Regions from separate parts of the Mus musculus genome. Here region 2 is linked to region 1. The links are chromatin loops, found by intact Hi-C in ENCODE. Cell type or tissue: heart. All regions are shown on one strand. Each heading gives the region's core, and the rest is flanking DNA. Links, peaks and the distances in the headings are about the cores only.

Region 1 (8,968 bases), core at 479-8,478:
AAGCTGAAATACTGGAAGACAAGTATGTTGCACGTAAAGAATCACATTGTCATTACTTACTATGCCAAATACCTGACTGACTTATTATGACAACAAGTAAGTATTCTTAGCATCGTAAGTGTTTTCTGTATTCTGATTGCTTCCTTTCCCCATTTCAGATAAGGTATACTTATTTTCTGTCTTTTCCCCCATGTGTTTGTGTGTAGTTTGCCTATGTCTGAGTTTCTTTTTCAGTTATGGTGATCAAATAATCTGACAAAATCATTTGAAGGTTAAGGGGGCTGATCCTGGTTCCAAGTTCCAGATCATATCCATGATGGTCGGGGAAATCACAGTGGCAAAAGCCTAAAGCATCTGGTCACATTGTTCTGCAATCTGGAAACAGAGGGAGTGTCTCATCCTGCTGCTCCTCCAATCACTCTCTTTATTTGTGTATTTATGAAGTCTATGGAATGGTACCACTCACAGTGGGCTGGTCCATGAACACCATGAAACATTTAGTAAATACTTCCCTTGGTAACTTTTTTTTTTGTTTGTTTTGCATTGTGGTTCTGATGTGTGCTATGTATGTAGTACATGAAGCAGTAAACTCTAAGCATCAAGTTACAACAACATCCAGTGTCTTCCTCTATTATGTTCTGACTTAGTGCCATTGGGCTAGTTGGCCACTTGGGGATGTGTTTCTATCCAACAAGCACCAGAGTTACATATTTAGCAATGTTCAGGTTTTGTTTTGTTTTGTTTTTTTTTCCTTTTTTAACATGAATTGGGGGGATTCAAACTCAGATTCGCAAGCTTACAACCCACACTGTTTGTCACTCGGGCTATCTCGGCCTAACCATGTAGGCCAGGCTATCCTCAAACTTGAAGTGATCCTTGTATCATGGTGTATTAGTCAGGGTTCTCTAGAGTCACAGAACTTACAGATAGTCTCTAGATAGTAAAGGAATTTATTGATGACTTACAGTCGGCAGCCCAATTCCCAACAATTGTTCAGTCGCAGCTGTGAATGGAAGTCCAAGGATCTAGCAGTTACTCAGTCTCACGCAGCAAGCAGGCGAAGGAGCAAGAGCAAGAGCTAGACTCCCTTCTTCCAATGTCCTTATATTGTCTCCAGCAGAAGGTGTAGCCCAGATTAAAGGTGTGTTCCACCACACCTTTAATCCCAGATGAAAGGCATAGCCCAGATTAAAGGTGTGTTCCTTAACTCGGAGATTCAATCTTCTGGAATCCATAGCCACTATGGCTCAAGATCTTCAAACCAAGATCCAGATAAGGATCTCCAAGCCTCCAGATAAGGGTCACTGGTGAGCCTTCCAATTCCGGATTGTAGTTCATTCCAAATATTGTCAAGTTGACAACCAGGAATAGCCACTACACATGGCTTTTTTTACTACATGATTATAGGTGTAATCAACATGTCTATTATATACTAAAAAAAAAAAGTTTTTAACCATGACTTTTTGTTTGGTTTTTCAACACATAGTTTCTTTGTGTTAATCATCCTGGCTGCTTTAGATCTTAATTTGTAGACCTGGCTGGCATCCAACTCAAAGAGATCCATTGGCCTCTACCTCCCAAGTACTGGGATTAAAAGCATGTAATGCCAGTGAACTACAATTTCTTATATTAAAGTGTGCCATATAGATGTCATGTTTTGTTTTGTTTTGTTTTGTTTTTGTAAATTTGACACAAGCTAAGATCATCTGAGAGGAGGAAAAGCCATTAAGGCAATGCCTCCATCTTGGCATAGTGGTGCCCCCCTTTAATGCCAGCAAATGAAAGTGTGAAAGCAGGTGGATTTCTATCTGTTCACAACTGTTTGAAACTCCAGGTTAATGGGATCTTTCTTGTCTGTCTAATTGTGTTCCAATACTCAGGTGTACTGACTTAAATGCAGACACATTCACATAATTAAAAATAAAACTATTCAAAACCCCAAGAAAATGTCTAAACAAACCAACCAAACCAACCAAATAACCTAAAGCAAGCAAGCAACCAACAAACGAGAAGCCAGCATGATGTCACTGCGCCTCTCACTGCACCTCTTTTTAGTGAATGGGAGTTAGTTCTCTCCTCGAACCATTGTGTGGCTTTTGGAGAATCCAACTTCAAGTACCTTTAGCTCTTGAGCCATCTTGTCAGTTCTACTTCTAAATGTTTTTAAAATTTTTGTGTATGTGTGAGTGCACATGTTTTGGTGTGAGGAAAGTTGAAGATAATTTGCAGGAGTCCTCTCCTTGTGTAAGTTCAGAGCATTGGATCTTGGGATGTTAGGTGTAGCTGTGTAGTGGAGTCGTCTTTATGGCTAATTAAAAAAATTTTTTTTGGTGAATCAGACTGACAACAAGCCAAAGAGTAGTGCCATATGCTTATAGTTCTAACATTGGAAGGAGAGGGTGAATTCAAGACCATTTTCATCCTCATAGTGAATTTGGGGTCAGTCTAGGCTACATGAGACCTTGTTTCAAAGAACAAAATTACCCTCCTCCCCCCAGTCCACATATACATGGTGATGAATATAATAGACTTTGGGTGTTAGTTTCATTCACTTTGCTTCTCACTACTGGATTAATTTGCAAGGTGGCCTTTGTTTCATGTCTTTGGTTTTTGTTTGTTTTTGAGATAGTGTCTTTCTATATATAGCTCCTGCTGTCTTAGAACTCACTATGTAGACCAGGCTGGCATTGAACTCAGAGAAATTGGCCAGTCTCTGCCTCCTGAGTACTAGGATTAAAGGCATGCATCACTATGCCTGGATCTGTTTGTAGTTCTTTTTTTTTTTTAAATATATATTTTTAAGATTTATTTATTTATTTTATGTATATGAGTACACTGTAGCTGTACAGATGGCTGTGAGCCTTCATGTGGTTATTGGGTATTGACTTTAGGACCTCTGCTTGCTCCAATCAACCTCGCCCACTCCAGTTGGTCGGCTCACTCAGTTCCTGCTTTCTCTGGCCCAAAGATTTATTTATTATTCTAAATAAGTACACTGTAATTGTCTTCAAACACACCAGACGAGGGCGTTAGATCTCATTAGGGGTGGTTGTGGGCCACCATGTGGTTGCTGGGATTTGAACGCAGGACCTCTGAAAGAGCAGTCAGTGCTCTTACCCGCTGAGCCATCTCTCCAGCCCCTGCTTGTAGTTCTTGATTTGTAAAATTATAGAATTTATCTCACAGTGTTTTGAGTCGACATTGTCTGTTCTGAATTGCTCAGTTCTTATAATTAGACATTACGTCTGTGTGTTTACTACCTTGTCATTTTAAAAAAACTTGTGACATAGGACACCTCACTTTTGGAGGGCAGAGAAAGGGACTAGTTTCATTTTGTAGTACAGACTGGTCTTTGCATTCTGAGTTCTGGAATACTTGTTTAATAAAAATTCTTTGTTCGTTGTCTCCATTTCAAATGTTGGCATCTTTGGTACCACGTAATCACCCAGCTTTTTCCTACCAGCTTCAGAGCCAACTCTTAAGAATTAGTTATCGGACTTTTACTAGTGACAAAAGTTCATAAAGAAAAAACAACCTAGAATGGATTAGTGATCCCTGTGTTAGAACCTATAAAGAGGGTTTGCATAACAAATCGTCTGTAGGAAGCATATGCTGATGAGCCCACTAAGAAAGAAAACATTTTAGTAAAATGCTCGTTTTCTTTGCATTTCACTGACGTCAATTTGGTTATGAATCTCTGACGCCGAGAAGGCCGGATTAGGGAAACAGCTGGTTGGCTTCCTAGCTCAGGCTTCCTAGCACTCCTCGGGTCACCGGACTCACTGGCCGAGTCACTAGCCCGGCCTCTATGGCGACTTACTGTTTCTATTGGCCAGTTCTCCCAGGGAGGCTGTCTGGAGACTGACCGCGCCCATAGTTTGGGGCGTGTCTTCTGCCCAGGATGGGGAGGGGGGTGGGCGTCCGCCATCTTGGATTCCGCGGTAGCGGTGGCGGCGGTAAGGTGCCTAATCTGCGGAGTGGCTCTTCCCTCCCCTCCCCCAGCTCGGTGGCGGCTGCCCCTCCCACCGAGGGTGGCGCAGGGACGGTGCCATCTCGACCATGGCGGCGACTACAGCTAACCCAGGTGAGGCGGCAGAAAGGACTGACAAGTGCGGAGAGCCAGAGCAGAGCAGCAGGGCCGTGGCGTTCGGGTGTTGGGGGAGGGGTGTCGAGGAGGCGCCCTGCCCGGAGGACCTGGGGAACGGGTGACGGGTGTTTGGGGGCTCCGTGCCCCAACTTCTGGAGTAGTGGTGGCGCTTGGCCAGCGTCTCCACTCTGCCTGCGGTGTTAGGGAGTGTTGTGGTCTTTTAACCCTCTGCCAGCTGATGTTCCCCTGATGCCTAGTAAGTAACTGGGCAAACTGACTTGGTGTAACTGCGAGCGTAAACTGGGCTATAGACGGGGCCACGTTGACGTTTTGCAAAGTCTTGCTTGATTCTACACTTGGTTTACATTTAAATGGAAAACTTAGTTCTTTGAGAATCTGCTCAGATTCTTGTAACTCCTATACTTTGAAATTTAGGGTTTTAGCGTAGTTATTAGTGTCTTGCTGCTGAAGGCAGAGGTTTGGGTAATGGTAATAGTTCAGGACAGGTCTTTAGTCCAGAACCCAGGTTTAAATCTTGTTAGGTCGAGGTGGAGCAACTCCTGTTCTTTCAGAAAAATGTCCCGCGCCATTTGTCTGTGGACGTCCTCTTGCTTGTTTGTCTGTCTGTCTCTGTCTCTCGTTCATCTTATTTTGAGTCTTGTCTCATTCCAGCCCCCGGTTGACTTTGGATCACTGCAGTCTCCCTCTCAGTCCTTTCTACTGTATTCAGTTACATCTTAGGAAGTATTTCATTTTAGTTGGGCTAATTTACCTTGTTATTTTCCAACAAAGTAAATCCATCATTTCCCAGAAGTCTGTATCATCGAAGAGTTTGGAGGGAGGGTTGTGTAATATTGGTCTCTGCTATTTCACATTGAACTTTTAAATTTTATCTTGTTAATGTACTATATTACAGTAACAGGGTACACACACGTATGTATATACATACACACAATAGCTGAAACACTGGGAAATGTATTGTTTTCCCATTATTTTTGGAAACAGCCTTTTTTTTTAAGAGAGAGAGAGAGAGAGAGAGAGAGAGAGTCCTAGAACTTATATGTAGCCCAGGTTGGCTTCAAATTCATGTGTCAATATCAACTTTAAAAAAAATATTTTTAAGCTTTAGAAATTATGTATATGATAATGTCTACTTGTGAGTGCAGGAATGGGAGGAGTCCAGAATAGGGTGTTGGATCCCCTGCAGCAAGAGTTTCAGGCAGTTGAAAGCCCCGTGATGTGGATGCTAGGAACTGACATTAGGTCCTAGAAGAGTAACACATACTCACAACTACTGAACCTTCCTTTCAGCCCCTGAATATCAGTTTTTTAAATCCTAAATTATTATTTTTTTTACATGAAGATGAAGTAAATTGTCAGGAAACTATTGGAATATTTGATGAATTATAGAATAAAACTATACAACTGAAAAATGTTAGAGAAAATCAGACCTTGTAGCAAAATAGCCCATGTCTGATTAGAGTAAACAAGATTTCAAACTGATCCCATGTTGCAAAATCCTTATATAACTCTTCAGACTGCAAAGTGTCTCTCTTGTTAAGGCCGTAGAGACACGTTAGTAAGTCAGAAGCTTTTCTAGCTGCCCTGTTCTGATTTTAAACCAATTACTAAAACAACACTTTCTTGACCAAATAGTCATTTCCTTATCAATATTAGCTTAAGTCTGTAAGCAGGAAATAGTAATTTTTTTCTATTTTTTTTTCTGAGTGGGGAATTTTGAGAGGCTGGCCTGCAGTGTTCTGTGAAGATCAGGCTGGCCTTGAACTTGCAGTGGTCTTCTTGCTTCTATCTTCAAGTGCTGGAATCACTCGCATGTGCCATCCTATATAAACTATCAAAACTTTTTAAAAAGTACGATTTAAGAATCTTTTTTAATGAAACAGTTGTTTGTTTGTTTGTTTGTTTGTTTTGACTTTGGTTTTTCAAGGCAGGGCTTCTATATGTATCCCTGGCTGTCATGAAACTCACTCTGTAGACCAGGATGGCCTCCAACTCAAGATCTGCTTGCTCCTGCCTCCTGAGTGCTGGATTAAAGCTGTGAGTGTCATCACCAGTAGAAATAATTGATTTTATTTATTGTTATTTGATTGCTTGCTTCTTCAATTTTGAGGTGGGCAGAGTCATCATAGGTACTTACCAAACAGAGGGAGAATAGGCTGGAATTCCTTTAATCTTTGCAGAAGCAGGGGGATATCTTAGTTCATGGCCATCTTGGTCTACAAAGTCAGTTCCATGCTACATAGTGAGACCTTGTTTCAAAATCAAAAGCCAGACCAAACCAAGCAAAAACCTCAAAAGGTGAGGTGTAGGTTCTTAGCAAACCTTTGAAAATTAACCTGAGAATGTAAGAGTTTTCTTAAATTCTAGTCTGCTGTTAGTTATGGCATAGCACCCAGTGGTTCCTGCTGTAGCTGACATCCCTGCGTAGCCTCAGCCTCTTATGAGATGGGATGGTAGGTCTGAGCGGAGAACAGAGAACGACAGACCCAGTGAGACTAACCCCCTGCTCTCTTTACCATCTGCCTTAACTTCCTTTTCCGGGGGCTACATTCCTAGCTCAAGATTTCTTTTTTCCATGTGGAGAATTCTTCCATGTCTTCTAATTTATTGATCCCATGTTCAGTACATGCATGATACTTAAGTCATAAAATAGAGCCTTTTGTTGTTGCTTTTTCCTCCTTCCTTTTTGTGTCAAACAGGATATGTTTTGGCCTGTTGAATTTTGGAAAATTAGATTCACCACTGGAGGTATATACAGTGGGAAATTACTATGTTCAGTGTGCACTTGTACACAGGCCAGAAGACACCGGATATCCACCTCTGTAACTTTCTGTCTTATTCCTTTGAGGCAGAATTTCTTCTTAACTGTGGGCATCTTACTGTGTCACTCTGCCTTATTTCTTCCAGGTCAGGTGTCTCCCTTAACCTGAGGCTTGTGTGTTTTGCTCGGCTGACAGTCAGCAAGGCCTAGCAGTCTTCCTGCCTTGGATCCTCAGAGTGCATGGATTCCTGGTGGATGCAGGATGATGCCAGACTTGTTATGTGGGTTCTGGGATCCAAACTCAGGTCTCCAGATTGTGTAGCAAGTGCTCTTAACCACTGGATCATGTCTTCATTCCACATCCCACCTCCGCTTTTTGAGACAGGATCTGTTACTGGCCTGGAGTGGGCCAAAGAGGATAAACTTCTGGTTAGAGAGCCCCAAGCTCACTGGGTTTCGGCTTTACCAATGCTGGAAATACAAGTAAACGCTACCATGCCTTGTCTTTTCATGTGGGTTCTGGAGATTAACTCAGGACCTTATTGCTTGATTGGCAATTCTTTTTTGATTGAGCTACCAAGCCCTTTATTATTAATTAGTCAGTGTTCTTAATTGCTGGTCATATCTCCAGCCCCACTTTCCCCCCACCCCCCCCCAAAAAAAGATTTTAATTAAATTATGCACATTGGTGTAGTAGTTACTTTTCTGTGGCCATGAAGAGACACCATGACCATGGGAACTTAGAGAAGCATCGCTTTATTAGACTTGAGTTTTCCAGAGGTGAGTCCATGATCACTGTGACTGGAAGCATGGCAGCAGCTGTATTACTTCCAACAAAGCCATACCTCCTAATTCTTCCCAAGACACTAACACCAACTGTGGACCAAGAATTAAAATATAGGAGCCTGTGGGGACCATTCTCATTCAAAAGACCGTAATTACTGCATGTATGTTTGTTCATGTGAGTGCAGGTGCAGAAGAGTGTGTTGATTCTCTTGTAGTGCAATTACAGGTGGTTGTGAGCCATCTAATGTGGGTTCTCAGAACTGAGCTCATGTGTTATGCAGGAATGCCAAGTTGTCTTAACAACTGAGCCATCTCTCCAGCCCCCCAAATCAATCAATTTATCTCTTTTTTTTTTCTTTCTTTTTAAAGGAATTGAACCATTTTACTAACTCAGCAGTTAAAATACAATAAACTTTTTGTTTTTGAGGCAAGTCTCATTTAGACTAGGCTAGGTTGAAACTCACTATGTCTCTGAGGGTGACCTTGAATTTCTTTTTTTCATTTTTTAAGATTTCTTTCTTTTTTTGTTTTTTTGTTTTTCGAGACAGGGTTTCTCTGTATAGCTCTGGCTGTCCTGGAACTCACTCTGTAGACCAGGCTGGCCTCGAACTTAGAAATCCGCTTGCCTCTTATTTCTTGATATTGAGTACACTGTAGCTGTTTTCAGAGACACCAGAAGAGGGCATCAGATCCCATTACAGATGGTTGTGAGCCACCATGTGGTTGGTGGGAATTAAACCCAGGACCTCTAGAAGAGCAGTCAATACTCTTAACCGCTGAACTATCATCTCTCCAGCCCTGATCTTAAATTTCTGATCCAAGTGCTATGATCTTATAGTTACAACCATGCCTGTCTTACCATGTGCTATGGATGGAGCCAGGGCTTGGTGCATGCCTGGCAAGCATTCTACCAACTGAACTGCATACTCAGTGGATAACAGTTTTGGAACGAAACTTCAGTTGGTGTACTTTTATGCAGTAGACTTGTGGTACCAAGTTTTACTCTATTTTCCTAGAATTTAAGAAGTAAAGACTTACGTTGAGAATGGTAGCCGTGTATCAGTAAACAAAAATGGCTGGAGAGTGGTTCTGCCATTAGAAGCAAGCACTGGCTGCTCTTGGAGTTGACTGAGGTTTGGTTCCAGCACATACTGGTGCTACTACCCACAGCTATAATTCCAGTAGATCTATTGCCACCTTCTGGCCTCCATGGACAACAAGCCTGCATGTGTTGCATATATACACACAGGCAAAACATACACATAAAGTCGTTTAAAATACAAAATAGAGAAAAGTTCTCTGATGTTACAATA
Region 2 (8,968 bases), core at 423-8,422, 78 kb before region 1:
GGATGTAGGACATACCCAATCTACAATTGGCAATAAAGTTCTTAGAGCCCAGAAGGGAGCTGTGGATGGAGGCTTGACAATTCCTCACAGTATCAAACTGTTCTGATTAGGATTCTGAACGCAAACTCAATATAGAGCTGAGTGATGGTGGCACACACCTTTAATTCCAGTACTGGGGAGGCAGAGGGAGGAGGATCTCTTAAGTTAGAGGCCAGCCTGGTCTATAAAGCAAGTTCCAAGACAGTCAGGGCTCTCTTAACACAGAGAAACTCTGTCTTGAAAAAACAAAACACACACACACACACACACACACACACACACACACAAATCAACAATCAATCAATCAATAAATGGGAGGTGGGGTGAGGCAACTTTTGCCAGGTGGTGATGGTACACACCTTTCCCAGAGGCAGGCAGGTTGATGTGACTTTGAGGCCAGCCTGGTCTACAGAGTGAGTTCCAGGACAGCCAGGGCTGCACAGAGAAAGCATGTCTCAAAATAACAAGACAAACAAACCAACAAACAAAAAAAGCAGAAGTACTGCTCGAAGTCCAAAGCTAGCATGGGCTATACTGAGAGTTAGAAGTTAGCCAGAAACTGTGAAATCCTATTGCAAAATAAAAGCATTAGAGAGATAGCCAGCATATCGTGTTTCCCAAACAAGTCCCAAGTCCTGGAGTCTGGATCCTCAGGCCCCAAACCTGTAATCCTAGTACTCATAAGGCAGAAACCCACTCTGAGCTGGCTATCTACACATGCTAGAATTGGCAAACCCTTGGTTCAGCAAGACCCTGCTTCCATAATAAAGAGAGGAGTGATCAAGCAATAAACCTGATATAAGTCTTTGAATTCTACATATATGTACACCCACCCATATACCTCTACTCCCAAACATGGGTAGGAACACTGTGACCATTGATATCAACTTAACAGAATTTAAAATGACTTGTGAAATGGAAATCTGTGCAAGCCAATGAGGAATTATTTTGACTATGTAGAGGTGGATGGACCAGCCCACCGTGAGTGGTACCATTCCATAGACTTCATAAATACACAAATAAAGAGAGCGATTGGAGGAGCAGCAGGATGAGACACTCCCTCTGTTTCCAGATTGCAGAACAATGTGACCAGATGCTTTAGGCTTTTGCCACTGTGATTTCCCCGACCATCATGGATATGATCTGGAACTTGGAACCAGGATCAGCCCCCTTAACCTTCAAATGATTTTGTCAGATTATTTGATCACAGTAACTGAAAAAGAAACTCAGACATAGGCAAACTACACACAAACACATGGGGGAAAAGACAGAAAATAAGTATACCTTATCTGAAATGGGGAAAGGAAGCAATCAGAATACAGAAAACACTTACGATGCTAAGAATACTTACTTGTTGTCATAATAAGTCAGTCAGGTTTTTGGCATATTAAGTAATGACAATGTGATTCTTTATGTGCAACATACTTGTCTTCCAGTATTTCAGCTTCCATTCTAAGACTTTTCTGACCAAAGCTTCATCATTTACCTGAATCAATACTGAGGACATCATCATCTTCATCAGGAATCTCAATGATCTCTGTGGGCCGGGAAGCTTCATCCTCAGAGCTACTGTCATGATACTGTAGTCCCAGCTTAGAGTAGAAATCCTTCACCAAAGACTCACAGTTAGTCACTTCCCTGATATTGGAACACATGCAGAAAAGATCAAAGCCAGTGGAGACAGTGCAGTACAAGAGCATTACAATGTATATACATTTATACAATACCTAGCCTCTGAGCTCACACATGTAATCCTAGTCCTTAGCCTGAGGAACCAAGACTAGCTAGGTTTGAGGTCACTTTGGTCAATAGAGTTCATGGTCAATAGAGTTCATGGTCAATACAGTTCATGGCCAGCATGGCCTACAGAGTAAGAAACCTTTAGACAGAACAAAAACAGAACCCAGCACTCAGGAGGCAGAGGCAAGCAGATCTCTGAATTCCAGGCCAATTTGGTGTACAGAGGTAGTTCCAGGACAGCCAGAGTTACAAAGAAACGGTCTCAAAAATAAAACAAAACAAAAACAGAAACAAAAACAAAAAACAACCCCCCCCACATACAAAACACAACACAGTAACAGGAAATTATGTATATTTAAATATAGACTGTTTGCTCTACATGTTCCAAAGTACCTATTTAGAATGCTTTTCCACAGAATGTTTGTTTCCATGTAATTCTTCTATGAAACAATTTTCTAGACTTCAATTTTCCACCTGCTGTTACAAAAGTCCTAATATCTGATATTTATTATCTATGTGGCTTTGGGAACTAAGAAGACAGCTTTAAATATCAACTTCATTTTGCTGGGTGCTGTGAAACATCCCTTTAATCTCACCACTGGAGAAACAAAGGCAGATGGGTCTCTATGAGTCCAGCTCAATATGGTTTATATGGTGAGTTCTAGGGCAGCCAATTCTACGTAAAGAGACTTTGTATCAAAAATGGATGAACGAATGAAACCCCAATCAACTCAACAAGCATAAGCTAGGATCATTTCATTGCAGCTCTTAGGAGGCAAAAGTCGGCAGATCTCTGCAAGTTGCAGGCCAGCAAGATTTAGGTATTGGGATTCTGTCTCAGAAAAACAGAAAAGACAGCAACTCTACAATCTTCACTTTCTGGGGATCTTAGGAAGGAAGTTCAGTCCAGGAGGAAGAGAAGGGAATTCAAGCCTTTAACCTAACTACTGCTGATCACATAGCAGCTACCCACAGGGAAAAAGTGTTCTGTTGCAACTCTGCATTACAAACTCAGAGGAAGAGTAAGGCCCCACCTGACTGAAGTCGCCAAAGTATAAAGTGCTTAGGACAATGACAACAACAGTCACTCCAAGGAGGACACAGATGGACATTTACTTCTGCTTCCTGGAATCCCTACCTGGATGCATCATCAAACAGCCGATCAACATAAGCCACTTCAGACTCTTTCTGTAGTACCCACGTCTCCAGCTCTGCGAGCTGCTTCTTGCGCTGCTGTATGCAGTCCATCTTTTCCAGTTCCTCATCAATGTACTGACGAAGTTCCTCCATAGAGATACCCAGCTCTTCAACCACCGCCTGCTGCAGCTCAGCAATCTCTGCAGAGTCAGCTGCAGCTGGCGCTGCAGCCAAACTCATGCACCCAGGGAGGGAGGACATGCTTTGGCCCTGTGCAGGATGAACAAGAAGCGAAAACAACTCTAACCGAGGCTCACACCATTTCTGTCTCATAATCAAAAGCCTGCAAACTCTGTTCTCTCCCCTCCTCCTCCACAAGGCGATCTGGAGATTTCCCGGGGAGCCTCATCTTCTCACACAGACCCAAGCTCTGGGTAACAACTAAGAGCGGGGAGACCCTGGAGAACTCCAACACGCACCAGGGAGCTAGCTAAAACAAGGTTTCAGGAAACCGAAGAGTGCTTATCGACCAAGGAAGATACTTCTGGGAGCTACTTGTTCCTTAATTGGCTCTGTCACTACACCGAGTCTAACCGAGGCACCGGCGGCTGGAGACAGGTGAGCCGCAATGAACTAATTCCACCCGGGTTGTTTAGTCCTCCTTTTCCTCGCGGCTCTTTGCTTTCCCGTGGCAAGGTGGCTTTTAAAACCTCCTAGGGCCATGCAAGAGGGCAGCTGCACAAGGGATGGGCTTCCCGGCTGCACCAGGCCCTGGGAGTCTGCGACCAGCAAAGAAGAAAAGGGACGAAGAGAGGAAAAGTCGGACATCCCTACGTGATCAGAGCAAAAGCTTGAAGCCATGGCGACCACCCAGCAGCCACACTCGGAATAACGCGCACAGGCGCTTGGCCGCCCGGGCCACGCAGAACCGCAGCAGCCTCCAGCCTGCCGCCCTCCTGCTTTCCCGCGCCTCATCGACGCACCGCCTCACCCACGCACCGCCTCGCGCCCACCCGCAGCCGCCGCCTCAGGCCCGCCCGCCCCCGGCTCGCTCCTCTCCCGCCAAGTTCCCACACACAGCCCCAGCCTCGCACCAGCCAAGCCTCCCAGGTCCACCTCGGCCTCAGCGCACCTCAGTCCGTCCTCCCCACAACTCTGGCGCCCGACCGCAAGGGCCGCGTCTCACAACCCCGACCCCAGGTTTTACTCCAGGGCTCCGCCTTGCCAAACCCAGGCAAACTGAAGGAGAGACGGCGGGGGAGGGGAAACAGCGTGAGGAGGCAGGAGGGGGCGGGGAGCAAACCGACGGTCCGGAAGCAATAGGGAGCGTCCTTCCGGCCTCTCCGACGGTAGCCCGAAGGGACCAAATTTATTGCATAGCGCTGCGGTACAGGGGTTATGGGAATTTAAGGAGAGTATGCATGTGTGAAGTAGGGCATTTCCAGATAAGGGGCTAGTTGGACAAAGCAGGTATTTTCCGGAGTCATTTATGGAAGCTCTTCCCCTACAGGTGGCCAATATAGTTGATTATTGTTTTAATTTGAAGATTTTTTTTAGTAATAAAATTAATTTTTTAGCAAAATTAATGAGTGTTCATATAGGAAATAAGAAAAATACAAATAAACAACAACAAAAAACTCATCATTTTATCACTGAGATTGTGTAGTTTTCATCTTTCACAAGATTAAGGTTTTTTGTTTTTTGAGGTTTTTTTTTGTTTTTGTTTTGTTTTGTTTTTGTTTTGTTTTGTTTTTTTGTTTTTTTTTTTTGTTTTTTTTGTTTTTTTTTTTTGAGACAGGGTTTCTCTGTATAGCCCTGGCTGTCCTGGAACTCTCTCTGTAGCCCAGGCTGACCTCGAACTCAGAAATCTGCCTGCCTCTGCCTCCTAAGTGCTGGGATTAAAGGTGTGCACCACCACTGCCCAGCTCTCATTTCTTTCTTTGCTTCTTTCTGCCTACTCATCTTTGAATGCCATTACTTTCACAGCAGATCTGGCCAATCTCCCAGCACTGCTCACACCCCTCTAGCCTAAGAACAGCCTTACAAATAAACTGCCAAACTCAAGTACACTGTCTTCTTCCACTGTCCTCCCATAACCCTGCCTGCAAGGGTAAAGGAAGCTGAAACACAGAAATAAAGAGCAGACTCAAGAAGTGTTTTGTTGTGGTAGTTTTAACATGGGGTCGTGCTTTGTAATCTTGGATGGTCTGGCACTTGCTATGTAGACTGTGCAAAGATCTACCGGCCTCTGTTTTCTACCTGTTGGGATTAACCTGTGAGCCACCATGTCCTGCAAGGTATCTATATAAAATATATTTTTCTGTACACCTGTGTGTCTGTGTATGCATATGTGCCCATAAGTGCAAGTTGGCCTCAAAAGCCCGAAGAGAATACTGGATTCTATGGAACTGCAGTTACAGACAGTTGCCATCCAACATAGGCACTAAAATTCAAACTCAAAATAATCTGGAAAACAATAAGTGTTCTTAAATACGAAATCATTTTCCAGCCCTTGTGTGTGTTTGTGTGTGTCTTTAAGGAATCCAAAACATTTGGGCAGCCATGGCCCTCGTGTTCTTGGCAACAGAGCCCAAAAAACCGGTCCCGGAGTTTACTTACACAGCAGAGGACTTAGCCCTCATTTTCAAAGATTCCAGTCATCAGTTCAACAAAAATAAGAGACTGTGGTACACCTCTGGGGGAGAGAAAATCCTGCCACAAAGACAAGCAGAGGCTATGATCAAACAGATGCACCAGTGGACTCACCTAGGGGTAAACAAGCTTATCCAGACATTCTCCAAGACTAAGTACCATGTACCAGGGTTAAAACACCTTGTGGAGCAGGTGGTGCACAAGTGTGTGCCCTGCAAAAGTCAATGTCTACTGCACTATGGTGCATCCAGGGAAGAGGTACCCGGGAGACAGACCTGGCACCTACATGGAGGTAGACTTTACTGAGGTATGACCTGGAAAATATGTATATAAATACCTTCTGGCTTTTGTGGATACGTTCTCAAGATGGGTAGAAGCTTTTCCCTGTAAAAATGAGACTGATCAGATGGTCATTAAGGTTATTGAAGCCGGGCAATGGTGGTGCATGCCTTTAATTCCCACACTCGGGAAGCAGAGGCAGGCAGATTTCTGAGTACGAGGCCAGCCTGGTTTACAGAGTGAGTTCCAGCACAGCCAGGGCTACACAGAGAAATCCTGTATCGAACCCCCCACCCGAAGAAGGAAAAGGAGAAGAAGAAGAAGAAGAAGAAGAAGAAGAAGAAGAAGAAGAAGAAGAAGAAGAAGAAGAAGAAGAAGAAGAAGAAAATTTTCCAAGGTTCAGAGTGCCAAAAGGCCAAAAGCAATAGTGTCAGATAATGGTCCTGCCTTTGTTGCCCAGGTAAGTCAGGGCATGCCCAAATATTTAGAGGTCGAATGGAAATTATTGTGTGTACAGACCTCAAAGCTCAGGACAGGTAAAAAGGATAAATAGAACCCTAAAAGAGACCTTGACAAAAGTAACCATGGAGACTGGCACAGACTGGGTGGTGCTCCCCCCTTCATTTAGAACCAGAAATACTCTCTCTTGATTCAGTCTTACTCCTTTTGAGATCCTTTATGGGGCTCCCACACTCCGCACTGTCTTAAATGATGTGATTGAACACACATGTTGTTGTAATAATTATCTGTATGCTAGGTTAAAAGACTTGCAGGTGAGGCAGAAGGAAGTCTGGTTACAACTGGCTGCAGCAAAGATCTGGGTACCCCAAAGACATCTCACCAGTTCCAGGTCGGAGATCTGATTGATCTAAGTGCATCTGCATTGCAGCCAGACCCTCAAGCCTTGCTGGAAGGGTCCCTATCTAGACTTGCTTACTACCCCTTCTTATCCTGTTTCTGCTCTTAACCTTTGGCCCATGCATCCTTAATCGCTTGTTATTAAATTCAAGTACAAGTTTTGATGCTCAGACAACAATACCAGCAGCTGCAACAAAGTGAGACATCATTTCAGGATTGAGATATACCAGAGAAAAGGGGGGAATGTAAAATCCAAAATAAATTCAAGACCACTGTACTGGCTAGTTTTGTGTCAACTTGACACAGGCTGGAGTTATCACAGAGAAAGGAACTTCAGTTGAGGAAATGCCTCCATGATCCAACTGTAAGGCATTTTCTCAATTAGTGATCAAGGGGGAAAAGGCCCCTTGTGGGTGGGACCATCTCTGGGCTGGTAGTCTTGGTTCTACAAGTGAGCAGGCTGAGCAAGCCAGAGGAAGCAAGCCAGTAAAGAACATCCCTCCATCACCTCAGCATCAGCTCCTGCTTCCTGACCTGCCTGAGTTCCAGTCCTGACTTCCTTCAGTGATGCACAGCAATGTGGAAGTGTAAGCCGAATAAACCCTTTCTTCCCCAGTTGGTTCTTGGTCATGATGTTTGTGCAGGAATAGAAACCCTGACTAAGACAACCACCTAGCCCCTTCCCCCTCTGAAGGGACTTTCCAAACTATAGTTTAGTGGTCAAAAAGACCAGACTAAGCTTGCAGCTGCCAAAACAAGATTAGCAGTTCCCAGAAAAATTCCCCTACCCTGCCCCATACTGAATTCGGAGAAAAACCACAAACTGCCCTGACCTTGTCAGTAGAATTCTCCATGATGTTAATAGCTGTGATGTTAACAGCTGTGACGTTAATAGCTGACCCATAAGTTCAAAATGTACTGCTGCTTTGCTGACCAATCATAATAACCCACCATAAGGGCAGGCAGAGTGAGTCACTAAGCCAAAGGTAGTCATCCTATGCAAACCAACCAATGCGTGAAAGGTTACTTGCTACACCAGTGAGAATAAGCCAGCTAGGCCTGTTGCCTAAATCTCCCCCTTACAAGGTATAAAAAGTGTGTTCTTTCTTTCTTTGGGGTCTTTCCTCTTGCCTGCATGCAGAGGGGGTTCCCCAACAAGTTGGATCTATTAAAAAAATCCTCTTGTGGTTTGCAGTGATATCAATCTCTGTGGTCTTTGTGAGTGAGGGTCTTTTGATGGACTCCAACAGCTGCCCCAGCCCGGTAGTATAGATCAGATTAACAACTAACCCCCCTCCCCCATTCTGTCTTTTTTCTTTTTGAGCAGCCTCTCACTGAGTGGCCCTGACTGGCATGGAACTCACTATGTTGAACAAGCTGGCCTTGAACTCATGAAGATATTATTGCCTCTGCCTCCTGTGTGCTGGTAGCCATGTGCTACCATACCACAGCCCTGTCTTTTCTTTATATCTCTAAAATGAAATTAAAATTAAAATCTACAGTATAATATTTGCATATTTTTCATAGTCTGGTCCTAGTTTACCTCCCTGGCCATATTATTTCATTCATCCTTCCACATTCTGCATGTCTCTTTAGATATTTTACATGTCTTTGTTGGTTTTCAGACTCACAAATATATTTTACATACCAAAGCAGACCTGGTCTTCAGGTTCTCCCAGCATCCCTCAGACCCCACCTGGTATACCCTGTCTTCTACCATGACCTTTACAGCCCAGGGGCTGAGTTGCCCTTCTTACAGAGACTCTTCCCTGACCTCCTTCCTGGGGGGCCAATGAGCTCCTGAGAGCAGTTTCCCAATAAACCTGTTTATATATACTCCAATCTGCCTTGAATTGGCTCATTTCACCTGCCGAGAAATAACTTATCACTCTTTTTTTTTTAAACTTTCTTTCTTTTAAATATTTACGTATTTATTTATGTCATGTATGTGGGTACACTGTTGCTGCCTTCAGACACACAAGAAGAGGGCATCAGATGCCCATTACCGATGGTTGTGAGCCACCATGTGGTTGCTGGGATTTGAACTCAGGACCTCTGGAAGAGCAGTCAGTGCTCTTAACCTCTGAGCCATCTCTCCAGCCTAACTTAACATTCTTTATCCTCAATCATTCAGTGTCTAGTACCTAGAATATTCCTGCTTTTCCTCTGCCCAGAAAAAAATTCTTTTTGTGTGTAGATATGTGCATGGTGCACATGTACACATGTATGCAAAACTAAAACTAAATAAATGAATGAATGAATG

Evidence for each region. A loop is a pair of places that touch in the nucleus more often than their neighbours do. Peaks named below come from ENCODE experiments on the same cell type or tissue, not always from the same donor. Only the 100,000 strongest peaks of a DNase experiment are listed, where the experiment ranks them.
Region 2: it touches region 1 in a loop (5-fold over the local background); 17 of 42 quality-filtered maps call a loop at or near these places.

The regions. Positions count from the first base shown.
Region 1 is chr3:95,430,478-95,439,445 of GRCm38, forward strand. It overlaps Arnt (aryl hydrocarbon receptor nuclear translocator), which reads left to right and starts at 3,913. Exons shown (of 22, transcript NM_001037737.2): 1 at 3,913-4,084. The coding sequence starts at 4,060. It also overlaps the pseudogene Gm4349. In heart, for the core only: no CTCF peak of the experiment used is centred there; a DNase peak (open chromatin) is centred at 3,844; H3K4me3 peaks cover 2,001 bases; H3K27ac peaks cover 2,030 bases.
Region 2 is chr3:95,353,017-95,361,984 of GRCm38, forward strand. It overlaps Setdb1 (SET domain, bifurcated 1), which reads right to left and starts at 4,186. Exons shown (of 22, transcript NM_018877.3): 1 at 4,049-4,186; 2 at 2,918-3,186; 3 at 1,526-1,677. The coding sequence starts at 3,177. In heart, for the core only: a CTCF peak has its summit at 4,410; a DNase peak (open chromatin) is centred at 4,235; H3K4me3 peaks cover 798 bases; H3K27ac peaks cover 745 bases.